Linked DNA regions of Homo sapiens: region 2 is linked to region 1. Evidence: read pairs that join two places in POLR2A ChIA-PET (ENCODE). Cell type or tissue: OCI-LY7. All regions are shown on one strand. Each heading gives the region's core, and the rest is flanking DNA. Links, peaks and the distances in the headings are about the cores only. Region 1 overlaps EHMT1 (euchromatic histone lysine methyltransferase 1). Region 2 overlaps EHMT1 (euchromatic histone lysine methyltransferase 1).

Region 1 (17,186 bases), core at 5,878-9,877:
CAGCCTGGGCAACAAGAGCGAGACTCCGTCTCTAAATAAATAAGGTTACAGAAGGCCAGCAAAGGGTGGGTCTCAAATGTCTGGTGGGTTGAGTGGGCATTCTGATATCACAGCTCCTCCTCTGGCTGATTAATGGGGAGGTACAACAGACATCCTTGCAGTCTAAGGTGACACTTTAAAAATAAAATCTCTTCTATCAGGTAAGAAAAATACATATATATGATTCAACTGCTGAATCTACAAGATCCGATCTCAGATGGAAAGGACTGTAAGAGACATCCCTTCGATTGAAGATACAAAGAGATTAAAAGGCCAGAAAAAGATATAGTATGCAAAAATAAACCATAAAAAAACTGAAGTGGCTATACTGACATCAGACAAAATAGACTTTAAAACAAAAACATTTATAGAGACAAAGAGGGACATTTCATAATGAGAGAAGTGTCAAAACACCCAGGCAGATGTAACAACTATAAACACACGCAAGATAACATAGTCTCAAAACACGAGGCAAAAACCAACAGAACTGAAAGTGAAAATGTAAAATTCGACAGTACTGTAGATCTCATACTCTACTCTCAATAACTAATAGAACTAGAAAGAAAATGAGAAAGAATAAGGAAGACTTAATACTATCAACCAATTCAATCTGACATATAGGGAACATTCCACCTAATAAATTCATAATGCACATTATTTTCAAGCACTGATGAAACATTCCCCAGGACAGAATATAATACGGGATTTTTTTTTTAATCTAACAAATTAAACACACTGAAACTATACAAAGTATAATTCTGACCATACAGGAATTACATTAGAAATCAACAAAACAAAGAAATCCAGGAAATACCTAAATATTTAGAAATTAAATGACACACTTCTAAAGTCACAAGGGAAAATAGAAAATATTCTGAACTGAATAAAAATGAAAATACAACATATCAACATTTATAGGAAGCAGCCTGTTTTTTCCTAGGACACATGTAACAATAGAAATGTATGGTCTCGAAGTTCTGAAGGCTGGAAGTCCACAATGAAGGTGTCAGTAGGCCTTGTGGTCTGTAATGGCTTTGGAGTGCCATCCCCTGCCTCGGCCAGGCTCTGGGGTCTGCTGGCCGTCCCTGACACTCCTTGGCTTATGGAAGCATCACCCCAGTCATGCGCCACTTCTCCCTGTGTGTCCGCATGCTGTCTTCCTTCTGTGCATGTCTGTGTTCACAAGGCATCCTTTTTTTTTTATGAGGACACGTAAGTCATACTGGATTAGAGGCCTACCCTACTCAACTATGATTTCATCTTAACTAATCTGCAATGACCCTATTTCCAAATAAGGTCAAATTCTGAAGTATGGGGTTTAGGACTTCAACATATTTTTTAGGGGAATGCAATTTATTCTATAACATAGCTAAAAGCATTAAGAAACTAGTAAAAAACTAGGCCGGGTGCAGTGGCTCATGCCTGCAATCCCAACACTTTGGGAGGCCAAGGCGGGTGGATCATTTGAAGTCAGGAGTTTGAGACCACCTCGGCCAACATGGTGAGACATCATCTCTACTAAAAATACAAAAATTAGCCGGGCGTGGTGGCGGGTGCCTGTAATCTCAGCTACTTGGGAGGCTGAGGTGGGTGGATCACCTGAGGTCAGGAGCGCGAGACCAGCACAGCCAACATGGTGAAACTCCGTCTCCTAAAAATGCAAAAAATTAGCTGGGCATGGTGGCGCACGCCTATATTCCCAACTATTCAGGAGGCAGAGGCAGGAGAATTGCTTGAACCCAGGAGGCGGAGCTTGCAGTGAGCCGAGATCGCACCACTGCACTCCAGCCTGGGCAAAAGGGCGAGACTCCATCTTAAAAAAAAAAAAAAGTTGCTTCTCTGAAAAATTCAACATAATTCACAAAACTTTAGCTAGAATGACCAAGAAAAAGAGAAAAATGACCCCACTTACCAAAATTTATTAGCGTCAAAGGGGAACACAAGCCCTGACAGAAATAAAAATGGTCACAGGGAACATACGAGCAACTGCATACCGGAAACTAGATAACCTGGATGCCATGAACAAATTCTCAGAAAGACCCACAACAACAAAGATAACTCAGGAATAAACAGAAAACCTACACACCTAGAACAAATAAGGAAATTAATAATTTTTAAAGCTTCCAACAAAGAAAAGCCAAGATCCAGATGGCTTCGCAGGTGAATTATACCAAACATTTAAAGGCGTGATAACCAGTGCTTCACAAACTCTTCCCAAAAACGGAAGAGGGAAATACACTTCCCAACTCATTCTACGAAGCCAGTATTACCTTTGCACCAAATACACAAAGATAACACACAGAAAACGACAGGCACTTGCCTGTAGTCCCAGCTACTCAGGAGGCTGAAGTAGGAGGATCACTTGAGCTCAGGAGTTCAAGACTGAAGTGAGCCATGATGGCACCACTGCACTCCAGCAGGGCCACAGAGCAAGACCACCTATCTAAAATAAAATTAAAAAATTTTTTTAGGCCAGGTGCAGTGGCTCACACCTGTAATCCCAGCATTTTGGGAGGCCAAGGCAGGCGGATCACCTGAGGTCAGGAGTTCAAGACGAGCCTGGCCAACATGGCAAAATCCCATCTCTACTAAAAATACAAAATTAGCCTGGCATGGTGGAGCATGCCTGTAATCCCAGCTACTCGGGAGGCTGAGGCAGGAGATTCACTTGAACCCAGGAGGCGGAGGCTGTGGTGAGCCAAGATTGCACCACTGCACTCCAGCCTGGGCAACAACAGTAAAACTCTGGGCTTGGTGCGGTGGCTCACGCCTGTAATCCCAGCACTTTGGGAGGTGGAGACGGGCAGATCACGAGGTCAGGAGATCGAGACCATCCTGACTAACACAGTGAAATCCCATCTCTACTAAAAATACAAAAAAATAGCCAGGCGTGGTAGCAGGTGCCTGTAGTCCCAGCCACTCAGGAGGCTGAGGCGGGAGAATGGCGTGAACCCAGGAGGCAGAGCTTGCAGTGAGCTGACATCGCGCCACTGCACTCCAGCCTGGGCGACAGAGCGAAACTCTGTCTCAAAAAAAAAAAAAAAAAAAGAGTGAAACTGTCTCAAAAAAAAATAATAAATTTTTTTTAAAAAGAGGTACCTACAGACCAACATAATACCACTTATGAACAAAGATGCAACAATCCCCAACAAAATACTAGCAAATCAAACTCAACAAGATTTAAAAAGGATTAGATAACATACCCAAATGGATTTAGGGCAGAAACGCAGGGCTGGTTGAGCATATGAAAATCTATGTAAGACACCATATCAATAAAGGAAAAAAACTACATAATCATGTCAACAGATAGAGACAAACATTTGACAAAATCCAAAACCCCTTTATAATGAAAACACTCAACAAGCTAGAAATAAAAGGGAATTCCTCAATCTAGTAAAGGGCATCTATGGAAAAACTCATAGCTAATATCATACCTAATGGTGAAAAACTAAAAGCTTTCCTCTAAAAACAGGAATGAAGATGGGAATGTCAGCTTTCACCACTTCTATTCAACATTTTACTAGCCAGGGCAATTAGGGAAGGACAAAAAAGTGTCCAGATTTAAAAGGAAGAACTACAACTCTATTCCCAAATGACATAATCCTATATATAGAAAATCCCAAGGAATCCACACCAAAAAAAATTCAGCAAAGTTGCAGGATACAAGATCCAATATATAAAAATCAATTTTATGTCTATACAATTGCAATCTAAAAATGAAATGTGGCTGGGCATGGTGGCTCACGCCTATAATCCCAGCACTCTGGGAGCTGGAGGTGGGTGGATCCTGAGGTCAGGAGTTCAAGATCAGCCTGGCCAAAATGGTGAAACCCCATCTCTACTAAAAATACAAAAATTAGCAAGGCGTGGTGGCATGCACCTGTAATCCCAACTACTCAGGAGGCTGAGGCAGGAGAACTGCTTGAACCCAGGAGGCGGAGGTTGCAGTGAACCGAGATCGTACCACTGCACTCTAGCCTGGGCGACAGAGCAAGACTCCCCATCTCAAAAAAAAAAAATTTTTTTTAATTCTATTTATAAAAGCATCAAAAAGAATAAAATACTTGTAAGAAATAACTACAAAACTTATACATTAAAATATTGTTTTTTGTTTTGTTTTGTTTTTTGAGACAGTCTCGCTCTGTCGCCCAGGCTGGAGAGCAGTGGCACCATCTCAGCTCACTGCAAGCTCCGCCTCCCAGGTTCATGCCATTCTCCTGCCTCAGCCTCCCGAGTAGCTGGAACTACAGGCGCCCGCCACCACGTCCCACTAATTTTTTGTATTTTTAGTAGAGACGGGGTTTCACCATGTTAGCCAGGATGGTCTCGATCTCCTGACCTCGTGATCCACCCACCTCGGCCTCCCAAAGTGCTGGGATTACAGGCGTGAGCCACCGCGCCCAGCTCTGAAAATGTTAAAGAAAACTGAAGGCCGAGCGCAGTGGTTCATGCCTGTAATCCCAACACTTTGGGAGGCCAAGGAGGGCGAATCACGAGGTCAGAAGTTCAAGACCAGCCTGTCCAACATGGTGAAACTCCGTCTCTACCAAAAATACATTAAAAAAAAAAAATTAGCTGGGCGTGGCGATGGGTGCCTGTAATCCTAGCTAGTCGAGAGGCTTAGGCAGGAGAATGGCTTGAATTCAGGAGGCGGAGGTTGCAGTGACCCGAGATCACGCCACTGCACTCCAGCCCAGGTGACAGTGCAAGACTCTGTCTCAAAATAAATAAATAAAATAAAATAAAATAGAAGACCTAAATAAATGGACAAGCATCCGGTGTTCCCCAATTGGAAGACTTGCTATTAAGATGGCGATATCCTAAACTGATCTACATATTCAACACAATCCCTTTCAAGATCCTGAAAGGCTTTTTTGCAGATATTGACAACAAGATCCTAAAACTCATACGAAAATCCAAGTGACAGCCGGGCGCAGTGGCTCACACCTGTAATCCCAGCACTTTGGGAGGCCGAGGCCGGCGGATCACGAGGTCAGGAGATCGAGACCATCCTGGCTAATATGGTGAAACCCCATCTCTACTAAAAATACAAAAAAAAAAAAAAAAAAAAAAAAATTAGCTGGGCATGGTGGGGGCGCCTGTAGTCCCAGCTACTCGGGAAGCTGAGGCAGGAGAATGGCGTGAACCTGGAAGGCAGAGGTTGCAGTGAGCTGAGATCGCACCACGGCACTCCAGCCTGGGCGATAGAGAGAGACTCTGTCAAAAAAAAAAAAAAAGAAAGAAGAAAGAAAGAAAAGAAAGAAAAAGCAAGCAAGCAAGCAAGCAAGGGACCCAATCTTGAAAAAAAAGAAAAGAAAAGAAAAGAAAAGAAATGAAAGAAAATGCAAGGGACCCAATCATGAAAAAGACAAAGTTGAAGGACTCACATTTCCTCATTACAAAACTTATTACACTGCTGCAACAATGCTCGCATTAGGACAGACATATACATCAACGGAATAGAACTGAGAACCCAGAAATTAACCATCACATTTATGTTCAACTGATTTTCAAAAACGATGGCCAGGCAATTCAATGGGGAAAGCATGGTCTTTTCAACAAACGCTGCTGAGCCAACTGTACATGAAAAGAATGAAGCCTGGATCCTACCTAACATCATATACAAAAATTAAGTCAAAACGGATCAAAGACTTAAATGTAAGAGCTAAAACTATGCAAATTTTCCAAGGAAACATAAACTCCCTGGTTTGGATTGGGCAATCAGACACGACAACAAAAGCAAAGAAACCAACTGGAAAACAAGAAGGTGGATTTCATCAAAAATTAAAAACATCTGTGCTTCAAAGGAAGGCATCAAGAAAATAAAAATTAGGCCGGGCACAGTGGCTCATGCCTATAATCCCAGCACTTTGAGAGGCCGAGGCAGGTGGATCACTTGAAGTCAGGAGTTCAAGACCAGCCTGAACAACATGGTGAAACCCTGACTCTACTAAAAATACAAAAATAAGCCGGCGTGCTGGTGCGCACCTGTAATCCCAGCTTCTCAGGAGGCTGAGGCAGGGGAATCGCTTGAACCCGGGAGGCGGAGGTTGCAGTGAGACTAGATTGCACTCCAGCCTAGGCGACAAGAGCGAGACTGTCTCAAAAAAAAAAAAAAAAATTAGAAAGTGAAAAGACAGCCCACAGAATGAGAAAAAATATTTGCAAAAAAGTAGAGCAGTGTCGGGGGTCGGGGAGGGAGGATTAGGGAAGTCCTGCTAATGGGTATGAGGTTTCTTTTTGGGGTGACGGAATGATCTGGAAGTAGTGGTAATGACGGAATGATCTGGAAGTAGTGGTAATGGTTGGACCACTCCAGACATACCAAAGAACCCCACTGAGGTGCACATTTTAAAATGTGAATTTTATAGTAAATGAATTACATCTCAATAAAAATAAATCATCTGCTCCTGGACTGATACTGGAATATGGCAACAGCTATCGGTGTGAAGACATTTTCAAAGATGAAACAGAAAACTGTGTCACAGTAAGCACTTAACAGATGAACAGCTCCAGTAATTTTTATGATGGGGAACATTAACATTGAACCCCAATTAAGCAAAATGTTATCCCCCCAAAAATTCTGTTCTTCTAATCAGTAGATCTGTATTACAAAAAAAAAAAAAGTAGTCAATTATATTTTGATCTTTGTCAACAAAAATTTGTGGAGTTATCCTTGATTTTGCTTCTTGGTGCATGAGTCTGAAATACTATCCAGCCTGCTCAGAAAGAGTTTGCCACCCCTGGAATAAACCACCCCAGAGCTGACCTGAGCATGCCTTCCCTGTCCGGGTGAATGGCACGGCCACCCACCCTTCCGTTCAAGCAGAGAACCCAGCATTTGGCTCCGGCCTAGTCCCACAAGTCATCCTTGTGCCCTCCTCATCTGCCACATAACCGGTGACCACCCACTCCCTGAGGACTGCGTTTGCTGCCTCCACTGCCATCCGTCTACAATCCGTTCTTCACACAGCAGCAGGAAGACCAGGAAGGAAGCCAGAGCCTAACACGCAAACCTGATGAGGTCACTCCCTGCCTTGAAACCCTCCTACTGCCCTTATTGCAAGGACGAGAATCATTAGCATGGTCTCCACAGCTCCATCAGCCCACCTAGGTTAGCAACCTGCCCCGTGTGATGCTATACCCAGGAATATGATCAAAGGAACAGTCATTAAATGCTTGAAGAAGTGGTCTAGGCCGGGCACAGTGGCTCACGCCTGTAATCCCTAAAAAGTGGTCTAGGCTGGGCACAGTGGCTCACGCCTGTAATCCCAGCACCGTAGGAGGCCAAGGCAGGCAGATGGCTTGAGTCCAAGAGCTCGAGACCAGCCTGGGTAACATTGTGAAACCCTGTCTCTACCAAAAATACAAAAATTACCTAGGTGTGGTGGCACGCATCTGTAATCCCAGCTACTCGGGAGGCTGAGGCGGGAGGACTGCTCGAGCCCAGGAGTTTAAGACCAACCTGGGCAACACAGTGAAACCCCATCTCAAAAACAAAAACAAAAAAAAGAGCACAACTCAGACTACGTCTTCATGCATTCGCCTCTGCATTTTCAAGGGGAACTGGGGCTGAAAGGTTGACTTACTCCCACCTGCACCTTTCAAGTGCCTTCTGTGATTCCTTCCCAACCCTCCCCCAACCCTGGAACGAACACCATTCTACTGCACCATCCTAGCCCAGGGCAGAGCCAGCTCTAACATATACCAGCTACATGGTAAAGTCATCGAACCCCTCGACAGGACAGTAACATCTACTGCATCTAAGTGACGCTGAATGAGGGGGATACATTCGGAGATATGCGTCATCAGGTGATTTCATCACTGTGCAAACGTCAAAGAGTGCACTTCTGCAAACCTATTACACATCTAGGCTGTGTGGTGTAGCCCATGGCTTCCAGGCTATAAACCTGCACAGCGCGTTACTGCAGGTAAGTGCAACACAATGACACATGTGCGTCTGAACACAGAAAAGGCAGTGCACTACCCTACTACAAAGCAATGCCCACGACGTGATTAGGCAGTAAGAATTTCTAGCCTCTATTATAATCTTTTTTTTCTTTTTTTGAGACAGGGTCTCACTCTGCTGCCCAGACTGAAGTGCAGTGGCACCAACACGGTTCACTGCAGCCTTGACCTCCTGGTCAAACAACTCTCCCCACCTCAGCCTCCCGGAGTAGCTGGGTCTACAGGCACACACCACAATGCCCAACTAATTTTTCATTATTTTTTGTAGAGACAGGGTCTCATTATGTTGTCCAGGCTGATCTTGAACTCCTGGGCTCAAGTGATCCTCCTGCCTCAGCCTCTCAAAGTGCTGGGATTACAGGTGTGAGCCACCACGCCTGACCTTCATTCTAATCTTAGGGGACCACCTTCATGTATGTGGTCTGCCACGGACCAAAATGTCCTTAAGTGCCACATGACTGTATATTCATAAACATCATGAAATATGCACAGTAATTAAATACTGGTGACCTGCCAAGAGAAGAACTAGTGGCTAGGGAGGTACTTTTTCAATTTTATTTTATTTTTATTTTTATTTTTTTTCCAAGACAGAGGTTCACTCTTGTTACCCAGGCTGGAGTCCAATGGCACGATCTCAGGTCACTGCAACCTCCACCTCCCGGGTTCAAGCGATTCTCCTGCCTCAGCCTCCCGAGTAGCTGGGATTACAGGCGCCCGCCATCACGCCCGGCTAATTTTTTTATATTTTTATTAGAGACAGGGTTCCACCAATGTTGGCCAGGCTGCTCTTGAACTTCTGACGTCAGGTGATCAATCCACCCGCCTCGGCCTCCCAAAGTGGTGGGATTACAGGCATAAGCCACCACACACGGCCATACTTTTTCAATTTTGAACCATGTAACTGTCCTATATGCTCAAAAAATTAAATCTAAACACCTATATCATGACTAACCCATACCACTCAAGCCAAGCCTGCTCACTGGCCCCCTACTTCCGCTCTCCACACAGCAGCCAGGGTCATCTTTTTAAAGTATCATTCCATGCCTAAAATCTTCAAGGACTGTCTACAGTGGTTATGAAACTTCCCAACTTGTTACCATGGTAACAAGGCCCTGGATAACCTTGCCCTGCCTCTCCAGCTTCATCTCATGCCACTATCCCCTTCTGACCTTGTAATTCCACTGTGCACCAAAGGATACAGACCTCACCCAAATCACAGTCGAGGAAACTGGGACTTTTCTATGTCACACACCATGCAGCTACCAAAAACACTGAAGATACGAATGCACGTCAGACAATACGGGACAGAGGAAGTACAACGGCACATAATCACTGATTACCACCAATTTTAAATAAAAACACATACACTCACGAGGATCAGGAAAAAAACAGATGACAAATATATGGCATCCTGAGGTTTCTAGGTTTGATTTCTAAATTTGCTAAAATGCCTAATTTTTGTTAATGTACACTTTGTCCACCTTCTCATGCCAATTCATGTCTCACATCCTTTAAGACCTAGACTATGTGTTGGACAAGAAGCTGTTAAAGGAAAAAAAAGACCTAGACTAACTCATCTTCCTCAAGGAACTTTTCCCCACACATGTGGCCGCAGCAATTGTGGCCATCCAGCAGCCTCTTCTTGTTTACTTTTAACTGACTCTCATTTCCTACTCAGTAATATTTGCTCTGTTCTATTATTAAATTTTGTAACATCAGGGATCAATCTCAAAACTTTGTATGTCCTCTTACAAATACCTAGAATTGCACTGCATAAACAGAAAGTGCTCAAAACAGCATCTTAAATATACTGTGATCAGAACCAGCCTATTACAACTAGAATACAGAAAGAAATCCACAAGCTTTTCCAGAATGAAACAGCAGCTCACAGTGATGTTCCTGGGAAAGTGGCCTCTTATCCAAGAGACTCCATTTCAAAGGAAATGCTACCTCTGAAGAGTTATAGCAGCCACTTTAGCTTTGTTTTTCAAAATCCAAAATCATCAGATTTTTTTTTAATACATGAAAATATTAAAAGTTAAAGAGAAGCAAAACAGTAAGAAAGGAGAATTCTCAGTCCTGGAAGTAATGCTTTCTATATCATACCTGCCATAGGCCAAATTAACTGGGCTCTAATAACTATTCTCAGCCGGGTGCGGTGGCTCATGCCTATAATCCCAGCACTTTGGGAGGCCGAGGTGGGCGGATCACCTGAGGTCAGGAGTTCGAGACCAGCCTGGCTAACATGGTGAAACCCCGTTTCTACTAAAAATACAAAAAACTGGACCAGGTGCGATGGCTCATGCCTGTAACCTCAGCACTTTGGGAGGCAGAGGCGGGCAGATCACGAGGTCAGGAGAGCGAGACCATCCTGGCTAACACAGTGAAACCCTGTCTCTACTAAAAATACAAAAAATTAGCTAGGCATGGTGGTGGGCGCCTGTAGTCCCAGCTACTTGGGAGACTGAGGCAGAAGAATGGCGAGAACCCAGGAGGCGGAGCTTGCAGTGAGCCGAGATCACGCCACTGCACTCCAGCCTGGGCAACAGAGCGAGACTCCATTTAACAACAACAACAAAAAAACTGGCCAGGTGTGGTGGCTCACGCCGGTAATCCCAACACTTTGGGAGGCCGAGGCAGGCAGATCACCTGAGGTCACGAGTTTGAGACCAGCCTGACGAACATAGAGAAATCCCATCTCTACTAAAAATACAAAATTAGCCAGGCATGGTGGTGGGCGCCTGTAATCCCAGCTACTCGGGAGGCTGAGGCTGGAGAATCGCTTGAACCTGGGAGGCGGAGGTTCCAGTGAGCCAAGATTGCACCACTGCACTCCAGCCTGGGCAACGAGAGCGAAACTCCATCTCAAAAAAAAAAAAAAAATACAAAAGCAAATAACTATTCCCTACCTGGTTTGCTGAGTGAGCAACTTAAAATCAAACTGCCCACTTACCTTAGGATAAAGTAATCCATCAACCATGCTTAATCCAATGAAATGATTGAAAAAAAAAATAAAGTTCCTAAAGAATCCAAAACATGATTCTTATAAGCCAAATTATTTTCAAAGAAAAACTCAATAAAATGTGGTCAAACCTACACAGCTCTTTCAGCACATGACAGGAAGCAGAAGAAGGAAACCAGGGCTCTAGCCCCACCTCTGGCTCTGGCCACGTGTGGGATCTCCAGCAACTAAGGTAGCCACAGACGCTCTTTTCGACATTAGAGCTGAGGCACAAACATCACCCTTGCTGGCCCTTACTATGACTCCAGAACCTTCCGACCACAACCAACAACTGACATAGTAAGATCCGAAGACAGGCAGCCCTTTTCATAGGACAGCTGTGCTTCTAGTTTACGGAAGAATCTGCTTCTCAAGATTTATGGAAAATGCTTCTCAGGCCAGCCACAGCAGTTCACGCCTGTGATCCTAACACTTTCAGAGGCCAAAGCGGGAGAATCGCCTGAGCCCAGTTGGAGATCGGCCTGGGCAACACAGTGAGACTCCATCTCTACAAAATGTTTTATAAATTATATTGTGTAATTAAAAATTAAATGTTTAAGTAATTTTAAAAAAAGAAAAATTGATTCTGATCCTCTCTTCTCTTAGCAAAAATCAATCAAAGACAAGAAAAGCAGGAAAGAGACACATAAACCCCAAGACATGTGAAATCCCTAAATAGAACACAAATAGGAAGACAGAGAGGTAGAGGAGAGCTAACCTATCCCACAGAGTAGAGGAAGGAGAAACTTAAATAAAGGAGTTGCAGCTGAGCAGCTGGCAGACTGACCCCAGAAAACACAGAAGGGTGGGGACAATGGGGGTGATGCCTGCAACTACAAAGGGGAATGCGGGCAAAACTCCACCTGAGAACAGCTGACCTCTCAGGTCTCCTCCTCAAGCAAGTACTGGTCTTCTGTAGCCACAAGACACCAGACGTTTAGCCCCATAAAAAGGTCCACCAAAAATGGCCGGGCATGGTGGCTCACACCTGTAATCCCATTATTTTGGGAGACCCAGGAGGGTGGATCACTTGAGGTCAGAAGTTCAAGACCAGCCTGGCCAACATGGCGAAACTCCCTCTCTACTAAAAATACAAAAAGTAGCCACACGTGGTGGTGCACAACTATAATCCCAGCTACTTGGGGGTGGGGGGGTAATGAGGCAGGAGAATTGCTTGAACCCAGGAGGCAGAGGTTGCAGTGAGCCGAGATCACACCACTGCACTCCAGCCTGGGCGACAAGACCAAGACTCTGTCTCAAAAAAAAAAAAAAATCCAGCTTATACCAGCAAGGCAAGAAATTGAGGGATCCTTCAAGAAAACCAAACCAGCAGACAGAACCTCTGCAAAAGGGCCGGGCGCGGCGGCTCACGCCTGTCATCCCAGCATTTTGGGAGGCTGAGGTGGGCAAATCACGGGCGCAGCGGCTCACGCCTGTCATCCCAGCATTTTGGGAGGCTGAGGTGGGCAAATCACCTGAGATCAGGGGTTTGAGACCAGCCTGACCAACATGGTGAAACCCCGTTTCTACTAAATATACAAAAAAATTATCCCGGAGTGGTGGTGCGCACCTGTAATCCCAGCTACTTGGGAGGCTGAGGTAAGAGAATCGTTTGAACCCGGGAGGTGGAGGTTGCAGTGAGCCAAGATCACGCCATTGCACTCCAGCGTGGGTGACAGAAAGAGATGCCATCTCAAAAAAAAAAAAAAAAAAAAAATGGCCAGGCATGGTGGTTCATGCCTACAATCCTAGCACTTTGGGAGGCAAGGGGGGTGGGTCACCTGAGGTCAGCAGTTTGAGACCAGCCTGGCCAACATGGTGAAACCCTGTCTCTACCAAAAATACAAAAATTAGCCGAGCGTGGTGGCGCACGCCTATAATCCCAGCTACTAGGGGGTGCGAAGGCAGGAGAAGCGCTTGAACCTGGGAGATGGAGGTCACAGTGAGCTGAGATGGGGCCACTGCACTCCAGCCTAGGCAACAAAGCGAGACTCCGTCTCAAAACAAAACAAAAACAAAAACAAAATTAACCAGGTGTGGTAGTGCACGCCTGTAATCCCAGCTACCTGTGGGACTGAGGCAGAATTGCTCGAACCTAGGATGCAGAGATTACAGTGAGCAGAGATCACGCCACTGCACTCCAGCCTGGGCAACAAGAGCAAAACTCTGTCTCAAAAAAAAAAAAAAAAAAATTCTGCAAGAGAGCCAACAAAACAGCAGCAGCCAACCATCACCCTACAGTGAAGGCAACAAATAAACAAGCCCCCAGCACTCAGCTTTCCATGGTGAGTGCTTTATTCGCAACACGGCAAAATGGCCAAAGACAATGAGACACTAAAGGAAAGGTTACATCATAGAAGAAAGACTAAGAGATAAGACAGCAAAGAGGAACGAATGCAGGGAAAACACAAAAAATGAAGGAAACAACTTTTTTTTTTTTTTTTTTGGTTAGAGACAGTCTCTCTCACTCTGTCACCCAGGCTGGAGTGCAGTGGTGTGATCATGGCTCACTGCAGCCTCAACCTCCCGGACTCAAGCAATCCTCCTGCCTCAGCCTCCTGAGTAGCTGGGATTTCAGGCACGCACCAGCTGGTCATGGTGGTGCATGCTGGAAGTCCCAGATTTTAGGGTCTTGCTGTGTTGCACAGGCTGAGACATTTTTTAAATAGTTTTTTAATAACTTTAACTGTAATTTTAAAATTTTAATTGTAATTAAAATAAATAAGCAAAGATACTATATATATAAAACAAGAACAGGAGATACTAAAAAGAATAGAAAACAGTAAAGAATATAAAAATATAACAACTGGGCCAGGCGTGGTGGCTCACGCCTGTAATCTCAGCACTTTGGGAGGCCAAGGCGGGTGGATCACCTGAGGTCAGGAGTTTGAGACCAGCCTGACCAACATGCAGAAACCCCAACTCTACTAAAAAAAAAAAAAAAAATACAAAATTAGCCAGGCTTGGTGGTGCATGCCTGTGATTCCAGCTACTCGAGAGGCTGAGGCAGGAGAATCACTTGAACCCGGGAGGCAGAGGTTGCAGTGAGCCGAGATCGCCCCACTGCACTCCAGCCTGGGCAACAAGAGCAAAACTTCGTCTCAAAAAAAAACAAAAACAAAACAAAACAAAAAATATATATATAAATAACAACTGAAGTTAAAAATTCGATTAAAAAAATTGAGAAGTGGTCAAAAATGCTCCCCCAAAATAGAACAAGACCAAGACATGACAAGAAAATATACTTAAAATCAGAAAACTAAATACAGGAAGTCCAACATTCAACTAAAGGAAACGGAAAAGGAGAACACAGAGAAAACAGTAAAGAATAAACTGTCGGCCACACACGGTGGCTCACACAGGTAATCCCAGCACTTTGGGAGGCCGAGGCGGGCAGATCACTTGAGGTCAGGAATGTGAGACCAAACTGGTCAACATGACAAAACCCCATCTCTACTAAAAATACAAAAATTAGCCAGGCATGGTAGCACGTGCCTGTAGTCCCAGCTACTTGGAAGCTGAGGCAAGAGGCTTGCTTGAGCCCAGGAGTTCAAGACCAGCCTGAGCAACATAGTGAGACTGTCTCTCTCCAACAACAACAACAACAACAAAAAACCTCCTATAATGAAAGGGTGTCAATCTTCAGATTTCACAGCTACTTAGGCACCTGCATAATACATAACAAAAGGCTAGCACTAAACGCATGATAAATATTAGGAAAATCACGGATGCAACGATCCTAAAGGTTCGGCAAGGGAATAGTGCTTGCAAACGGTTAAGAATGAAATTGGGCCTTGCCAGCAAGGTGGCCCACGCCTGGAATCCAAGCACTTTGGGAGGCTGAGGCGGGTGGATCACCTGAGGTCAGGAATTTTAGACCAGCCCAGCCAATATGGCGAAACCCCATCTCTACCGAAAATACAAAAATTAGCGGGGCGGGGTGGCAGGAGCCTGTAATCCCAGCTACTTGGGAGGCTGAGACAAGAGAATCACTTGAACCCAGGAGGTGGAGGTTGCGGTGAACCCAATCGCGTCACTGCACTCCAGCCTGGGTGAAAAGAGCAAAACTCCATCTCAAAAAAAAAAAAAAGAAGAATGAAACTGGGCCAGGCTCGGTGGATCATGCCTTTAATCCCAGAACTTCAGGAGGCCGAGTTCAAGACCAGCCTGGGCAACATGGCAAGGCCCTGTCTCTACAAAAACAGAAAAATCACTGCCGGGAACAGTGGCTCACGCCTGTAATCCCAACACTTTGGGAGGCTGAGGCGGATGGATCATTTGAGGTCAGGAGTTCGAGACCAGCCTGGCCAACATGGTAAAACCCCATCCCAACTAAAAATACAAAAATCAGCTGGAGTCCAGGCATGGTGGCTCAAACCTGTAATCCCAGCACTTTGGGAGGCTGAGGAAGGTGGATCACTTACTTGAGGTCAGGAGTTCGAGACCTGCCTGGCCGATATGGCGAAACCCTGTCTCTACTAAAATTACAAAAATTAGCCAGGCGTGGTGGTGCCCACCTGTAATCACAGCTACTCGGGAGGCTGAGGCAGGAGAATTGCCTGAACCGGGCAGGTTGCAGAAAGACAAGATCACACACCACTGCATGCCAGCCTGGGCAACTGGATGCCAGACTGGGTGAAACCATGTCTCAAAAAAAAAAAAAAAAAAGAGGCCGGGCATAGTGCCTAATGCCTGGCCTGTAATCCTAGCACTTTGAAAGGCTGAGGTGGGCAGATCACAAGGTCAGGAGTTCAAGACCAGCCTAGCCAATATGGTGAAACCCCGTCTCTACTAAAAATACAAAAAAATTATCTGGGCGTGATGGTACACACCTGTTAATGCCACCTACTCAGGAGGCTGAGCCAGGAGAACCACTTGAGCCCAGGAGACGGAGGTTGCAGTAAGCCGAGATGGCGCCACTGTACTCCAGCCTGGGCAACAGGGTAAGACTCCATCTCAAAAAAAAAAAAAAAAAGAAAGAAAGAAAAATCAACCGGGTATGGCGGCACACACCTGCCGTCCCAGGTACTACTCAGGGCACTGAGGCAGGAAGATTACTTCAGCCCGGGAGGTCAAGGCTGCAGAGAACTATCATTGAACCACTCCTCCAGACTGTCTCAAAAAGAAAAAAGACCAAACCAGACTTCTCAAGAGCAACAATGAAAACTGAAAGATATTGGAGCTATGACTTCAAAATGACTTTCCAACCTACCAGCCAAACTTACTAAGCGCACGGGCAGAATAAAGACATTTGCGGCCGGGTGCGGAGGCTCACTCCTGTAGTCCCAGCACTTTAGGAGGCCGAAGTGGGCAGGTCACCTGAGGTTGGGAGTTCAGGAGCAGCCTCGCCAAGAAGTTGAAACCCCGTCTCTACCAAAAATACAAAAATTAGCCAGGCACAGGCGTGGTAGCAAGCACCTGTAATCCCAGCTACTTGGGAGGCTGAGGCAGGAGAATCGCTTGAACCCAGGAGGCGGAGGCTGCAGTTAGCAGAGATAGTGCCACTGCACTCCAGCCTGGGCGACGGAGCGGACCTCCATCTCAAAAAAAAAAAAGAGTAAATACATTTTCAGACACGCAAACCCCAAAAGTTCACCGCTTACCACACCTTCCTGGCTAGCTAACGGAGAGTGTGTTCCATCACCAGGAGGGAATAAACAGTGAGCAGCATCAGACACAGGGAAAGGTGAGGAGACTCCTTTGGATGATGCTGTGTACCAGGCAGAGGGAACATGCATTCTTTTTTTTCTTTTTTTTTTTTTTGAGACGGAGTCTTGCTCTGTCGCCCAGGCTGGAGTGCAGTGGCATGATCTTGGCTCACTACAAGCTCCACCTCCCGGGTTCACGCCCTTCTCCTGCCTCAGCCTCCCGAGTAGCTGGGACTACAGGCGGCCGCCACCACACCCGGCTAATTTTCTTGTATTTTTAGCAGAGACAGGGTTTCACTGTGTGTTAGCCAGGATGGTCTCGATCTCCTGACCTCGTGATCCACCCACCTCAGCCTCCCAAAGTGCTGGGATTACAGGTGTGAGACACCGCGCCTGGCTGTATTTTTTTTTTTTTTTTTTTGAGACAGGATTTTGCTCTGTCACCCAGGCTGCAGGGCAGTGGCACAATCACAGCTCACTGCAGCCTTGGCCTCCTGGGATCAAGCGATCCTCCCACCTCAGCCCCTCAA
Region 2 (15,220 bases), core at 6,478-10,477, 59 kb before region 1:
TCTCAAACTCCTGACCTCGAGTGATCTGCCCACTTCGGCCTCCCAAAGTGCTGGGATTACAGGTGTGAGCCACCATGCCTGGCCCAACATTTTTAACTGAATTAATTTCCTTCTTGTGGCTGACAGGACAACATTATTTTTCATCTACAAATAGACACCTCTCCATTGTCATTTAATACGAAATGACCATGCATCCAATATAATGTGTCATAACAGTTAACCTTAACTTTACTACATTAGATGTTAGATGCTTTTTTAAAAGACAATTTCTATTATACCTACAGTATAAATTATTAAACTTTTGTGAAGAGCTCAGCATCACCTTTCCAGAGAAGACGGCAGCGCGCCTTCAGGGTTCAAATGCCTGCTCCTGTGGAGCCTCCTCAGCCGCACCTGCACCAGCAGCCCACCTAAGAGATGAGGCACCATCCCCCACAGGCGAAGAATAGGGCACACCCTGCACCCTGCAGGTGAGGTTCCCAGTGCGTGGCCTCCTGCCCCATCAATTTCTACCAAACTACTGACTTTTTTTTTTTTAAATAAACAATGTATAGTGGGGGAAAGATCATAGAAACTGAGACACTGCCCTTTATAAGATTCCTAAAATTCAAAGACAAATAAGGACTAGACATATTTTGGATAATCTCTGTTAAAATTATTCAAAGACAAGCCCATAAAAATATTTAAATAATTTTATAAATTTAAATTTTAAAGAGATAGGAAAAAGAACCAATGGAACTGTGTTGACTGCGACACTGGCCACTGGTATGTCATGAAGAAAAGACTCAATGGTTTCATGGCTGCTGGTAAACCTAGGCCCTGCCTGACCCTGAAACAGACTGAGGGTGCACCTAAGGTTCCAGGCTGGCAGGAAGGACCCCTGCCCATCTGCATCTGGGCCCTGGGGATAGCCAGCCACCTCCCTGCCCACTCTACCTTTGAACAACCTGGCAACCTGCTCACTAGCTTTAAAAATCCTTTCAGCGATACCTGGTGTTAGGCAGCTTCAATGGTCTTCCAGAGACTTTCTCACCCACTAAAGAGATGACACCTGATCCTTCATGTTTATCAAAGACAGAGCAAACAATGGCATTTTACAATCCGCCCAGTCAATACCACCATGAGGTGAAGATTAATAAGGTAGTTTACCATGTCTACAATAATACATCTACATCACAGTTACCTCAGAAGTGATCATTTCTTTTCCTAGTCAAAGTGTGGAGTTTCCACGGCAATCCCTGCTTTTCTACAACATGCTGGATAAGACAAAATGCGTCCACGTTTTGTCAACAAACCAGTAATAATGATCCTCCTCAGCGCTTGTGACAGTGGCCTCCGTTTCCACACTGTGTCTCTGCATGCTACCAGGAGGCTGGAGTGAAAGCCAGGGAGTGAGGCCTCCGCGAGCCACGCCGCCCTCACACGCTGCCCTCACGACAGTGGGGATTGAGGCCTCCGCGAGCCACACCGCCCTCACACGCTGCCCTCACAACAGTGGGGAGTGAGGCCTCCGCGAGCCACGCCGCCCTCACACGCTGCCCTCACAACAGTGCCATCCTCCCTTTGGACCAGAATATGCAATCACATTTTACTCAAAAAGTCAAACTACAAAAAAGGAGCTGTATGGATAGAATCATCTGAACGGAAAACTTAACGGGGAGAAAATATAATCATCTTATCTCAGGGTTCTTTTGCTCATTTTTCCAGAAAGCTTTGTTCTTTTCTTAGACTAAACAAATTACTGAAGACTTCTTGTAATTTGGCTTTATTTTACAAGGATGCAAGAATAAAAACTACTTTGGAAATGAATATTCTATCAACATATTCACTCTAACTTACCAAATATAATGTAAATGATCCAAAGGAAAAATTTCTAATCTCAACAGTAAGATTTTAACCACAAAAAGTGTCCTTCTACATGAGGCTAAAAGAAAAATCTTTAAAGTTACCAGAAATTTAAAACCGCTTCAAAAAAATCTTCAAACAGTATGCTAGGTAAACTGTATGACCCTGTGTGCAGTGAGCACAAGGCCAGGCCGGCCGATCCCAGTGGGCAGAGCAGGATCTCCCTCAGGGCAAATGAGCTCCAGGAGTGCCTGCCCTGGAACCAGAGACCCCCACAGAAACATGGAGGTCAAGTGCTAAAACAATCAGGCACATGGATCTCAAACTCTGCACTGGTTGTTTGTTTGTTTTGAAACAGACAAACTCTGTCATCCAGGCTGGCGTGCAGTGGCACCATCTCGGCTCACTACAACCTCTGCCTCCCAGGTTCACATGATTCTCCTGCCTCAGCCTCCCAAGTAGCTGGGATTACAAGTGCATGCCAACATGCCCAGCTAATTTTTGCACTTTTAGTAGAGACAGGGTTTTACCACATTGGCCGGGCTGGTCTCTAACTCCTGACCTCAAGCGATCCGCCCGCCTCAGCCTCCCAGAGTGCTGGGATCACAGGTGTGAGTCCCCACACCCAGTCTCTGCACTGTTTTCACAGGGCCAGCTCTGTGGTCTGCTCTGGGGTCCTGTGCCTCTGGGTCAGAAGTACCAGAAGGCACAACTACAAGTGAGAAGCACACAAGCTCAGGAGGAAAGGAAGGAAGACGCAGGCATGCTCCCCTGGAACTGATCTGGTATTCTTCCCAGCATGGCCTCTACACACTTCCACCTTGCCATTTGTGTTTTGGGAGGGGTGTGTCAACTTTCACATATTACCTACCCGAGCTTTGAAGATACCCCCATGACGGCAAGACATGAAGAAAATGGAAGGAAAAACCCTTGTGCGGTCTCTTTAAACTTATCTTCGTGATTCTACAGTTGAACTTGATGTTTGCCTTTCACAACCTGGGGGAGACTATTAGAAGGAAGGTCCTTCTCCCCCTCAAGAAAATACATTGGTCCACTGGACTATCCTACACGCTATCAACATTTAAAAACGTCATTTCACAACAACCAACACAAAAGACTGCCTTCTCTACCTAACAGTGGAGATTTTTCTTTATTCTAGTCAAAATAAGAAAAATGTCACATTCCAATCTGCCATTTGCTCCCTTCTGCTTTAGGAAAGCCCAGGATCTGGAAGAGAGACTTGTCTTCTCCTTGGGAACTGTAACAGCAGCAAGAAGGAACTTTAAATGCCAAACGGCTTCTCCAAGATGGGAAGCAACTTCGGTCCAGGAAACTCGTGAGATGAAGAGCACTCTCTACCCGCCCCCTAATTTTAAACCATTTTCCACATACCAATTTCACCAGCTAATTATCGAAAGGGGTGGAGAGAAAAAGAATGAATCCTTTCAATATCTGAGAGATTTTCTTTTCCCTCTTTTGTCTTTTTGTTTTTTCCCTTGGCAGAAAAAGGAGAGTTGGTTCCTAAATTTGGAAAAAAACAATTAATATCCAAAGTAGCCCCAGAAATTACATTTAAGGGATTTTAAAATATCAGGACAGATTCCCTTTCCATCTGCTGCTTAACCCTTGATTGAGCCTCTCTGCAAAGAAAGACAATCAAAGGTGGCCCCGTCCCTACTACTGCCTTTGTCCAGTTCTTTCGGCTATGGCATTTGTCCAAAGATGGCAAAACCAGTGCAAATATCTGCCAGTCCCTCATGTGCCTCCAGCAGTACTCTGAGACTCCACCATCGAGAGGTGGGTCGGTATCCCCCTCCTTTGCCTGGGTGGACCTGAAGTATGTGGCTGAAGTGGCAGCCCATGACACAGACGGCGGCCTCAACCCAGCTCTGCCTTGCTAGCTTGCTCTGTGCTGCCTAGCCACTGTGTGTGAGGGGCCCACGCCACCCGGGAGGCCACACATGGGTGCCCTAGCCAAGAACCCACTAACTAGCACTGGCCACCAGATGTGGAAGGACGCAGCCCACACTAACACCACCCCCATGTTCGAGTCTTCCAGCTGAGACTCATTGACCAAAATAAAGTCATCTCCTCTGTGCCGTCTGAATTCCTGTCCCCTCAAAGGGATAACAAATGATGATTGTTGTTTCAGCCACCGAGTTTCAGGGCAGTGCAGTCCCTGGCGGGAGACAAGGAAAGCAATGCTCTTTGTCCTGACCTTCTTCCCCTCGCCAGCAGGGGTCAGAGCAAACCCCAGCTCCAGGGCTCCGTCCATGCTCCCAGCACAGGCCCGACACACAGATCTCACAGCAATCCAAGCTCTGGGGCTCACCTGCCACCAAGGCCTAGGCTCAACGGCTGTAGTCTGTACCCTCAGGGAACTGGACCAACAGAGAAGATCAGCAAACCAGGAACGTGAGCAGTCTAAGTGCTCCTTACAGAAGAAACACGTGCCGAGGGGAGGCACACAGGGCCGGGCGGCCGGTAATCCAGGTGCCCAGGGTGTGAGCACCTGCCTGCAAAAACCCCAAAAACTCCAAATTCCCATCAGCCAAAACCTGTCTGTTTAGAGTCTTTCAGGTCCAAAACCAAAAAGTAGCCATGACCAGAACGGGTGCCTTGACATAACTGGTGAGTGTGAGGTCAGAGGGTATGTGCTCTAAGGGCAGTCAAGCTGGAAACGGCTACTTGCCGTTCTTACCGCCACTAATATGCTGATGCTCTAGTTTATCTACCATCTCCTTCAAGACCGAGAGTACAATTCTGACAATCTGGTTTACCTGCAACATCAAATTCCTGGGCCTGCCGAGCTGATGGCCTGCCTTCCAGGAGATTCGCCGGGTCAAGGGCACCCCGAGGCCTCGCGCCTGATCACCTGCTCGCCAGCCTCCTGCTAACAGCTCCTGCCTGTGTGCTAGGCGCGTCTCCACCATGGTTGGGCTGCTGACTGGCACATGGCTCAGAGCACAGCCCTGTGGAGACTTACAGCCTCTACCCGCCCAAGTGAAACTGGAAAACATCTACTCCTTCCCTGAGTTTAATATGGAGCAAATTAAGATGAAAATTCATGGAACCTATCAGAAACCACAAGGTTGCTGACCAACAAGACTGCCGACCAACGAGACTGCCTCACAGGCAGGAAGAAGGGCACGGAGCCGGCCTCAGCTGTGCGCCTCCTCCAGTCCCAGCGTCCTGCGCCACCGCATGGTGGGTATCGGCCAGTGTCCTGTGCCACTGTGTGGGGGGTATCGGCCAGAGTCCAGCACCATCGCCTGGTGGGTATCGGCCAGCGTCCTGCGCCACTGTGTGGGGGGTATCGGTTAGCGTCCTGCGCCACTGTGTGGGGGTATCGGCCAGCGTCCTGCGCCACTGTGTGGGGGTATCGGCCAGCGTCCTGTGCCACTGTGTGGGGGGTATCGGCCAGCGTCCAGCACCATTGCCTGGTGGGTATCGGCCAGCGTCCTGCGCCCCTGTGTGGGGGTATCGGCCAGCGTCCTGCGCCACTGTGTGGGGGTATCGGCCAGCGTCCTGAGCCACTGTGTGGGGGGTATCGGCCAGCGTCCTGAGCCACTGTGTGGGGGGTATCGGCCAGCGTCCAGCACCATCGCCTGGTGGGTATTGGCCAGCGTCCTGCGCCACTGTGTGGGGGGTATCGGCCAGCGTCCTGCGCCACTGTGTGGGGGGTATCGGCCAGCGTCCTGAGCCACTGTGTGGGGGGTATCGGCCAGCGTCCTGAGCCACTGTGTGGGGGGTATCGGCCAGCGTCCTGAGCCACTGTGTGGGGGGTATCGGCCAGCGTCCTGAGCCACTGTGTGGGGGGTATCGGCCAGCGTCCTGCGCCACTGTGTGGGGGGTATCGGCCAGCGTCCTGCGCCACTGTGTGGGGGGTATCGGCCAGCGTCCTGAGCCACTGTGTGGGGGGTATCGGCCAGCGTCCTGAGCCACTGTGTGGGGGGTATCGGCCAGCGTCCTGCGCCACTGTGTGGGGGGTATCGGCCAGCGTCCTGAGCCACTGTGTGGGGGGTATCGGCCAGCGTCCTGTGCCACTGTGTGGGGGGTATCGGCCAGCGTCCTGCACCACTGCGTGGTGGGTAAGTGACAGGCAAAGCTTGATAGACTGGCTAGATTCGAATCCCAGCTCTGTCATTAATGAGATGCGTAACCTTGGTTTCTTAACCTCTCTGTGCCCGTTTCCTCTGCAGTAAAATGGGAACAACTAACTACAAAACCAGTTCAGCAGGCTATGCGGGGGCTGCAGGACTCAGGACTGTGGGTGATGCCTAAGTTCTGAATTGATTATCAGCTCTAATATTATTCAATATATTTAATAAATATAAAATTAAAGTGTTTAGTATCTGCCACATGGAAGACATCAGTCACTGCTTGTTAGATACCCGCTAACTTGAACTGTTCAAAAACAAGTCCAGTCCCCTTAGCCCGGCCTCACTGTGCGTCTCCAACTCCACGCTGTGGCTCCGGCCCTCAGCCCATCTCCCCTACGAGTTTAACAATTAACCTGCTCTTTCCATCCACCCACTACACTTTTCCTTTCTAAAAAGTCTTATTATTGCCATGCTGAAAACCTCTGCTGTGCCCATTCGCCAAAGGGTCCAAAGCCCCCAGGTGAGGCAGGCAGAGGTGCCGTCCAGCCGATTCCAAGGACAACCCTTGTGGCCACATCCACCCCGGACTCTCAGGCTTCTGATTGTCCCTTTTTTCCAAAAGACACCCTACCACTGCCCGCACGTGTTCACCCCTCCTCAGCCGGCTCTGAAGTCAGCTCCTGCCCAGGTCTCTTCCTTGGTGCTCCCACACCCAGCAGCAACAGACACTGCGCACTGGAGCATGATGGCTTCACCAGGGCTGGAGCAGGCGCCTGAGCATTGTTCACTGCCGTCCGACACACACACACCATGCAACGTGCTTCTGACCAGCGCGCAGATCATCTAGCTCCTCCCACACATGGAAGATATCAACGTCTAAAAGAGAGTTTTCTCACTTTTTATGGTTTTAAAAACTCCTTTCTAAGTAAAAAGAAAAAGTTGATGGAAAAACACCATCTGAGGCCGGGCTCGGTGGCTCACGTCTGTAATACCAGCACTTTGGGAGGCTGAGGTGGGTGGATCACCTGAGGTCAGGAGTTCGAGATCGGGCCTGGCCAACACAGCGAAACCCCGTTTCCACTAAAAATACAAACACTAGCCCGGCGCGGTGGTGCACGCCTGCAATCCCAGCTACTTGGGAGGCTGAGGCAGGAGAATTGCTTGAACCCAGGAGGCGGAGGTTGCAGTGAGCTAAGATCACACCACTGCACTCCAGCCTGGACAACAGAGTGAGGCTCTGTCTCAAAAAAAAAAAAAAAGAAAGAAAGAAAGAAAGAAAAGAAAAAAAAGAAAAACACCATCTAGTGACGACATGCCATGTGAAAGATCCACAGGTGCACGTAAACGTTCTTCATCAGCGCTGAAGGAGCCCCTTCCCCAGTGGTGTTCTGGAACCTTGCCTGATACTGGCTGGTGTTGTGTATGATTCTCATCCTATACCATTTCCAAATTCTTACACACATCACCCTTCTCATTAGTTCTGCCTGTTTTGCACTTCAATACAATCAGGAATATCCTGTGAATTTTTAGTAAACTGCACTTCATTTATATTTCAGGGAAAGAGAACACTCTCAAAAGGTCCTCTATTAAAAGAGGAAGGAAATGAGAGAACCAGGGCCAGGAAACACAGGGCCCAGTCCCTGCCCAGGGGAGACAGGGCGCTTCGCATGTGGGCGGGAGCCAAGAGCCAGGCAAGTGTACCAAGCACAAGAGGCCACTTCACACCCAGGAGAGACTGTCATCAAAGAGATGGACCCTTACAAGTGCTGGCAAGGACGTGGAGAAGCTGGAACCCTTGCGTGCTGCTAGTGAGAATGCAAAATGGTGCGGTTGCTATGGGAAACAGTATGGCGGTTCCTCAACACATCAAAAATAGAATTACCATATGACCTAGCAATTGAAAGCAGGGTCTCAAAGAGATATTTACACACCATGTTCACAACAGCATTGCTTGCAATAGCCAAGGGGTGGAAGCAACCCAAGTGTCCATCAACGGACATCCACTAATGGACAAACAAAATGTAGTCCATTCATACAACAGAACATTACGGCTGGGCGCGGTGGCTCAAGCCTGTAATCTCAGCACTTTGGGAGGCTGAGGCGGGCAGATCACTTGAGCTCAGGAATTCGAGACCAGACTAGGCAACACAGAGAAACTCTGTCTCTACAAAAAAAAAATTTTAAGAAAAAAAAATATATTTTATATATATATATATAATTACATATATACTATTCAGCCTTAAAAAGGAAGGAAATTCAGACACATCCTATAACACAGATGAACCTTAAGGACATTATGCTATGAGAAATGAGCCAAGCACAAAAGATAAATACTGTATGGTCCACTTGTGTAAGGTCCCTAGATAGTCCAAGTCTTAGAGACAGGAAATAGAAAGGTGGGTGCCAAGAGCTGAGGGGAGGGAGGAATGGAGACTTGGCATTTAATGGAGACAGAGTTTCAGCTTGAAATGATGAAAAAGTTCTGGAGCTGGATGGTGGTAACAGCAGCACAATGTGAATATACTTAACAATACTGAGCTTTATACTTAAAAATGGTTAAGATGGTGAATTTTATGTTATGTATATGTTGTCATAATTTTAAAACATGTTTAAATGAGTCCTCTCTGTATGACCCAGCACCTTAACTTCATGGTGCTTATCTAGAAACACTCTTGGACATGTACATGTGGAAGAATATATGATGCTGTTTAAAGCAGCAGTGCAATTTGTAACAGCAACATACACAAGTGATGATCACAATGACCACCAACACGGGAATGTTTAAAGGAGAGGGCTGGGTGTGGTGGCACACGCCTGTAATCCCAGCTACTTGGGAGGCTAAGGCAGGAGAATCACTTGAACCCGGGAGGCAGAGGTTGCAGTGAGCCGAGATCGCGCCACTGCACTCCAGCCTGGGCGACACAGCAAGACTCTGTCTCAAAAAAAATAAAATAAAATAAACAAGAAACAAGATATATTCTTCGACATCTAGTCTGTAATTTTTTTTTTTTTTTTTTTTTGAGACAGGGTCTCACTGCCACCCAGGCGGGAGTGCAGTGAGGCAATCACAGCTCACTGCAGTCTTGAACTCCTGGGCTCAAGCAATCTTCCCACTTCGGCCTCTCAAAGCGCTGGGATGACAGCATGAGCCGCTAAGCTCAGCCTCCTGCTGTCTGATTATTATGCAACAGCTCATAAAGTTGATCTCTATGTACTGACATGGGAAGAGCTCTATGAAATACTGTGAAATAGAAAAGCAAATACACAAGAGTAAGTCACCCTGCATTCCTCACTTCCAAATTCTACATGACGTCCATCGGCAAATCTAGTCTCCGCCTTCAAAATACATGAGAAATCCCATCACTTCTCACACCAGCAACACTGCCTGCCATCTCATCTCTCACAGTTTTCCCCACGTCACCTTGGGTCTTAACATAGTAAATCCCATTAAAATGTAAGTCAGATCATGCACCAGTCCTCTGTTTAAAACATTCTAGTGGCTTCCCATCTTGCTCGGAATAAGAGGCAAGTTCTTTCTGAGAGCCTATGCGTGCACTGCTTCTGTTCACCACGACTGACCAGAGTTCCTCGGCCTCATCTCCACGCGTCTACTCCACGCCAGGCACAGCAGCCAACATGGTGGGCACCTGCCCAGGAGCTGGCCCCCACAACTGCAGTCATTCCCACCTGGAGCCCCTTCCTCCCAGATGTCTATGCAGCTTATCTCTCTCACCCTCCTTAGCTCTTTATTCACACATCAAATGACAATCGCAGGTACCCAAAAAAATGTGTACATCTGTTATGTGTCCTTTTCTTTTTCTTTTGAGACGGAGTCTTGCTCTGTCACCCAGACTGGAGTGCAGTGGCGCAATCTCAGCTCACTGCAACCTCTGTCTCCCAGGTTCAAGCCAATCTCCTGCCTCAGCCTCCTGAGTAGCTGGGATTACAGGTGTGCACCACTGCACCCGGCTAATTTTTGTATTTTTAGTAGAGACAGGGTTTCACCATGTTGGCCAGGCTGGTCTTGAACTCCTGACCTCATGATCCACCCACCTCCGCCTCCCAAAGTGCTGGGATTAACAGCATGAGCCACCGCACCCGGCCGTGTCAATTTTTTAAAAGTGAAAAAAATGTCAACCAACACATAGAATGCAATTTCATAATGTTAAAAAGTACATACTCACAAAAACAATAGCACACAGCTCAATTATCTATGAACACGCACAAAAATACTCCTGAAGGACACATACCAAACTCACATACAATGTATTTCTGAGGAGGAGGTGGGATCCATTGACCAAAGAAAACTGTAGCTTTATTTGCAATGTTTGATTTTTTTCCACAATAAGATTATACATAGAGACTTCTTTTGTAATTGAAAATAAAATCCTTTCCAGTGTAAAAAGGGGAATGGAGAACAAGTAGTCACAATCAGTCACTCCTGGGGGATGGAGAACAAGCAGTCACAGTCACTCCTGGGGGATGCAGAACAAGCGGTCACTGTCAGTCACTCCTGGGGGATGGAGAACAAGCAGTCACTGTCAGTCACTCCTGCAGCAGCTCACCACTCCCATCAGGACAGTCACTTCCTCTTGTACAAAGACATCCACAATAGCAGATCAGAGCTCAGAAGAGGTCACCACGGCCATCCGCGGATGTGACCAGTTCAGTCAGGGCAGACTCGGTGGATGACACAAACCTTCACACACCTGCTGTCCATGCAGTGATATGACACCAACCGAGGAGAACGCAGAAGCAAACTCATCACTCATGACAAATACAAACGTGTGCATGAGAATACACAAAACGCACTGCTAAGTGATGGTAATCAAGTGGATAGCGGTTGGACAATCTATTAAAATTTTATTTTCTAAGTATTTCCATAATATTATAAAACTATCCCTTTTTAAAATCTCATTTAGACAGTACAAATGCTCTACATTGATATTTCTCTTCACAATAAAGCAGATATGCTTATTCTTCCCAAGTGATCATTTCAAGAGCCTCCAGCAAGCACAGGCATCAGTGTGGCCCTCCATGTGCTCTGAGGAGGAGGGGTGCAGCGCTGGCAGCCGGCCACGGCCCAGTGTGGGATAAAGAGTCCAGCAGCGTGGCAAGGTATGAGATGAACACATGAAAATGAACCGAGTTTATATAAACTACCAATGAAGAATATAAAAATGAAATTTCAAGAACAGTTCCACGCTGGGCACAATGGCTCACTCTTATAATCCCAGCACTTTGGAAGGCCGAGGCAGGCAGATCACTAGAGGTTAGGAGTTCGAGACCAGCCTGGCCAACATGGTGAACCCCTGTCTCTACTAAAAATACAAAAATTAGCCAGGCGTGGTGGCGCATGCTTGTAATCCCAGTTACTTGGGAGGCTGAGGCAGAAGAATCACTTGAACCCAGGAGGCAGAGGTTGGAGTGAGCCGAGATTGTGCCACTGCACTCCAGCCTGGGCAACAGAGTAAGACTCCATCTAAAAAAAATTCCAAACCAAAAAGAATACTAAAGAAATAAATTTATCAAAACAAGTTCAAGCTTGTACAATGAAACTACAAAACATAGTTGAAAGAAATCAAAGAAGTTTCAATTAAATAGAAAGACGCCCCATGTTGAAGGATCAGAGACCACACCGTGAAGACGGTGACACGATGACGTGCTCTGACTTTATCCTTTCAGGCTATTATAACAAACTGCCTTCATGTGGGTGGCACAGACCCAACAGAAATTTATTTGTTTAAGTTCTGGAGGCTCGGAAATCCAAGATCAAGGTGCTGGCAAATTCAGCGTGTGGCCAGGCTCTCATTTCCGGGCTCATGGCCTGCCATCTTCTTGCCGTGTCCTCGCGTGACGGGTAGGAGTCTCTCCCAAGCCTCTTTTCTAAGGCACTAATCCCATTCATGAAAACTCTGCCTCATGACAAAAGCACCTCCCAAAAGCCTCCCCTGCTAACACTAACACCTTGGTTTTGGGGGGAACACAAACACTCAGGCAACAGCACTACCTAAACTCTACCTGAACTCTACCTAAACTCCTCCACCTAAACTCTCTACCTGAACTCTACCTCAACTCTCTACCTCAACTCTACCTCAACTCCTCCACCTAAACTCTACCTAAACTGACCCAATGCAGCCCCAAGTACAATCTCAACTGGCTTTGCTGCTGTTATTGTTGCAGAAAATGATAAGCTGATCCTAAAATTCATAAGGAAATTCAGAGGGTCAAGAGAGCCAAAACAATTGGAAAAAGAAGGATACAGCTGGAGGACTCACATTTTCCCATTTAATACACAGCTACAATAATCAGGACAGTGTGTTACTGGCAAAAAGTCAGATACACACATCAATGGGATTGAATTATGAACCTAGAAATAAGCCCATACCTTTACAGTATATCGATATTTGACAAGAACAGACCATGAATTTGATAAGGAAGACCTATCAACTATGTTGCTGGGGCAACTGGATTACCACATGCAAAAGAATGAAGTTGGGGCCAGCGCGGTGGCTCATGCCTGTAATTCCAGCACTTTGGGAGGCCGAGGCGGGTGGATCATGAGGCCAGGAGATCAAGACCATCCTGGCTACATGGTGAAACCCCGTCTCTACTAAAAATACAAAAAATTAGCTGGGCGCGGTGGCGGGCGCCCGTAGTCCCAGCTACTCGGGAGGCTGAGGCAGGAGAATGGCATGAACCCGGGAGGCAGAGCTTGTAGCGAGCCGAGATCACGCCACTGCACTCTAGCCTGGGTGACAGAGCGAGACTCCATCTCAAAAAAAAAAAAAAAAAAGAAAGAATGAGGTTGGACCCCTACCTCATGCCATGTATAAAAATTGACTCAGCTGGGCACAGTGGCTCACACCTCTAATCCCAGCACTCTTGGAGGCCAAGTAGCTTGAGGCCAGGAGTTCCAGATCAGCATGGGCAACATGGCAAACCCTGGTCTCTACAAAAAATACAAAAACTAGCCGGGGATGGGGGTGCACACCTGTGGTCCCAGCTACTCAGGAGGCTGAGGTGAAAGGAATGCCTGAGCCCCAGAGGTCAGGGCTAGAGTGAGCTGTGATTGCACCACTGCACTCCAGCCTAGGTGACTGAGCGAGACCCTGCCTCAAAAAATAAAAAAATTAAAAAAATTTTTAAAACTGCCTCAAAATAGATAAAAAAAACAAATATGAGATAAAACTATAAAACTCTTACAAGAAAACACAGGGGTAAGTCTTCACAACCTTGAGTTAGGCAACAATTTCTTAAATTATCACACCAAAAGCACAAGCAACCAAAGAAAAAACAGATAAATTGGACGTCATCAAAACTAAAAACATCTGTGCTGCAAAGGACACCATCAAGAAATAAAAAGACAACTTAAGGAACGAGAGAAAATACTTCCAAATCATGTATCTGGTAAGGGCCCAGTATCTGGAAAATATAAAGAACTCTTCCAAGCCTGGCACAGTGGCTCACACCTGTAATCCAGCTACTCAGGAGACTGAACTGGGAGTGCCACCTGAGTCCAGGGGCTGGAGACCAGCCTGGGCAACACAGTGAGATCCCGTGACTGACTGACTGACTAAATAAATGAATAATCTTACAACGCAATAAAAAGACAAATTCCAAAATGGGCAAAAGATCTGAATAAACATTTCTCCAAAGATATGCAAACAGCCAATAAATACATGAAAAGATGGCCAACATCATTCATTATGCATTGCAGAAATGTAAGTCAAAACCACAATGACATACCACGTTGCTCCCACTAGGATAGCTACAATCAACAAAATGGACAGCAAAAAGTGTTGGTGAGGAGTAGAGAAATCTGAACCCTCATGTATTGCTAATGGAAACACAAAATGATGGAGCTACCATGAAAAACTGCTTATCAGTTTGACCTCGGGAAGTTAAACACAGAAGTACCACATGATCCAGCAATTCCACTCCTAGGTATATACCCCAAAGAACTGAAAACAGATACTCGCATATACATGTTCGAAGCAGCATTATTCACAAGAGCCAGAAGATAGGAAAAAACTCATGTGCCCATTAACAGATGAATGAATAAACAAAACACAGTATATATCCAGGAATGGGTTCTGATACCTGCTACAACCTGGGTGAATCTTGAAAACCTTATGCTACATGACATAAGCCAGACACAAAAGGACAAATATTGTATAATTCCACTTACATGAAATATCGGGTTTAAGCAAATTCAGAGACAAAAAGTCTATCAGGGGTTACCAGGAGCTGGGAGGAGGAAGATAAGAGAAGTTACTGTTTAATGGATACAGAGTTTCTGCTTGGGGTGATGAAAATGTTTTGGAAACAGACTGATGACGGTTACAATGGTTGTTATGCAACACTGTGAAGGTACTTAATGCCACTTAATAGCACACTTAGAAATGGCTAAAGTAGTAAAATTTATGTTAAGTATACTTTATCACAATAAAAAAACCAGCAAGGGGAAAAAAGATTTAGAGGTATACAAACAAACCTTACAGATGCAATCATAAATTTCTTTAATTTGTGGCTATGAGACCAATGCAATTATTAGAAAAGACTCCTTTAAAAGGAAAAATACAATGTATATGCAGTAATTCAAATCAGAAAATAATAACTTGTGGAGTAAAAAAACAGGACATAGCAAAATACCACATATATATTTTAAACATACATATAAACTTCCTGACGTTGACTAGTTATATCATAATTCAGTAAAAGAATGGCTTTGTACGCTGGGTATGGTGGCTCATGCCTACAATCCCAGCACGTTGGGAGGCTGAGGTGGAGATCGCCTGAGCTCAGGAGTTCGAGAGCAGCCTGGGCAAAGTGGTAAAACCCTGTTTCTACCAAAAATTGAAAAAATTAGCCGGGCCTAATGGCACATACCTGTGGTCCCAGCTACTTGGGAGGCTAAGGTAGTAGGATTGCTTGAGCCTGGGAGGTGGAGGTTGCAGTGAGCCAAGATCACACCACTGCACTCCAACATGGGTGACAGAGTAAGACCCCATCTCAAAACAAAATCAAAAACAACAACAACAAAAAATAATGGCTTTGTAGGAAATACACGCTAATGTATTTAGGAATGAAGGGGCATCTAGGCAACTTTCAAACGGCTCAAGAAAAACATCTCATTTATCACACTTGCAACTTTTCTATTCAGTTGAAATTATTTCAAATTAAAAACAGTTGGCCAGGCACAGTGGCTCACCCCTGTAATCCCAGCACTTTGGGAGGCCAAGGCGGGCAGATTGCTTGAGTCCAGGAGT

Evidence for each region. ChIA-PET counts read pairs that join two places held together with the same protein. Peaks named below come from ENCODE experiments on the same cell type or tissue, not always from the same donor. Only the 100,000 strongest peaks of a DNase experiment are listed, where the experiment ranks them.
Region 2: POLR2A ChIA-PET joins it to region 1 with 5 read pairs; 3 of 35 experiments call an interaction of 5 or more read pairs at or near these places.

The regions. Positions count from the first base shown.
Region 1 is chr9:137,622,798-137,639,983 of GRCh38, reverse strand. The region is part of intron 1 of EHMT1 (euchromatic histone lysine methyltransferase 1); the gene reads right to left. Among named protein-coding and RNA genes, the nearest start is that of EHMT1, 12 kb to the right of the region's middle. RefSeq lists enhancers at 6,873-7,167, 11,362-11,421. In OCI-LY7, for the core only: no CTCF peak of the experiment used is centred there; DNase peaks (open chromatin) are centred at 7,613, 7,863 and 9,183; H3K4me3 peaks cover 3,082 bases; H3K27ac peaks cover 3,916 bases.
Region 2 is chr9:137,684,255-137,699,474 of GRCh38, reverse strand. All of the region lies in intron 1 of EHMT1 (euchromatic histone lysine methyltransferase 1), which reads right to left. It overlaps LOC124902319 (a long non-coding RNA gene), which reads right to left. Exons shown (of 2, transcript XR_007061886.1): 1 at 14,140-15,220; 2 at 10,242-10,461. Among named protein-coding and RNA genes, the nearest start is that of EHMT1, 73 kb to the right of the region's middle. RefSeq lists enhancers at 3,258-3,942, 9,068-9,570. In OCI-LY7, for the core only: no CTCF peak of the experiment used is centred there; no DNase peak of the experiment used is centred there; H3K27ac peaks cover 456 bases.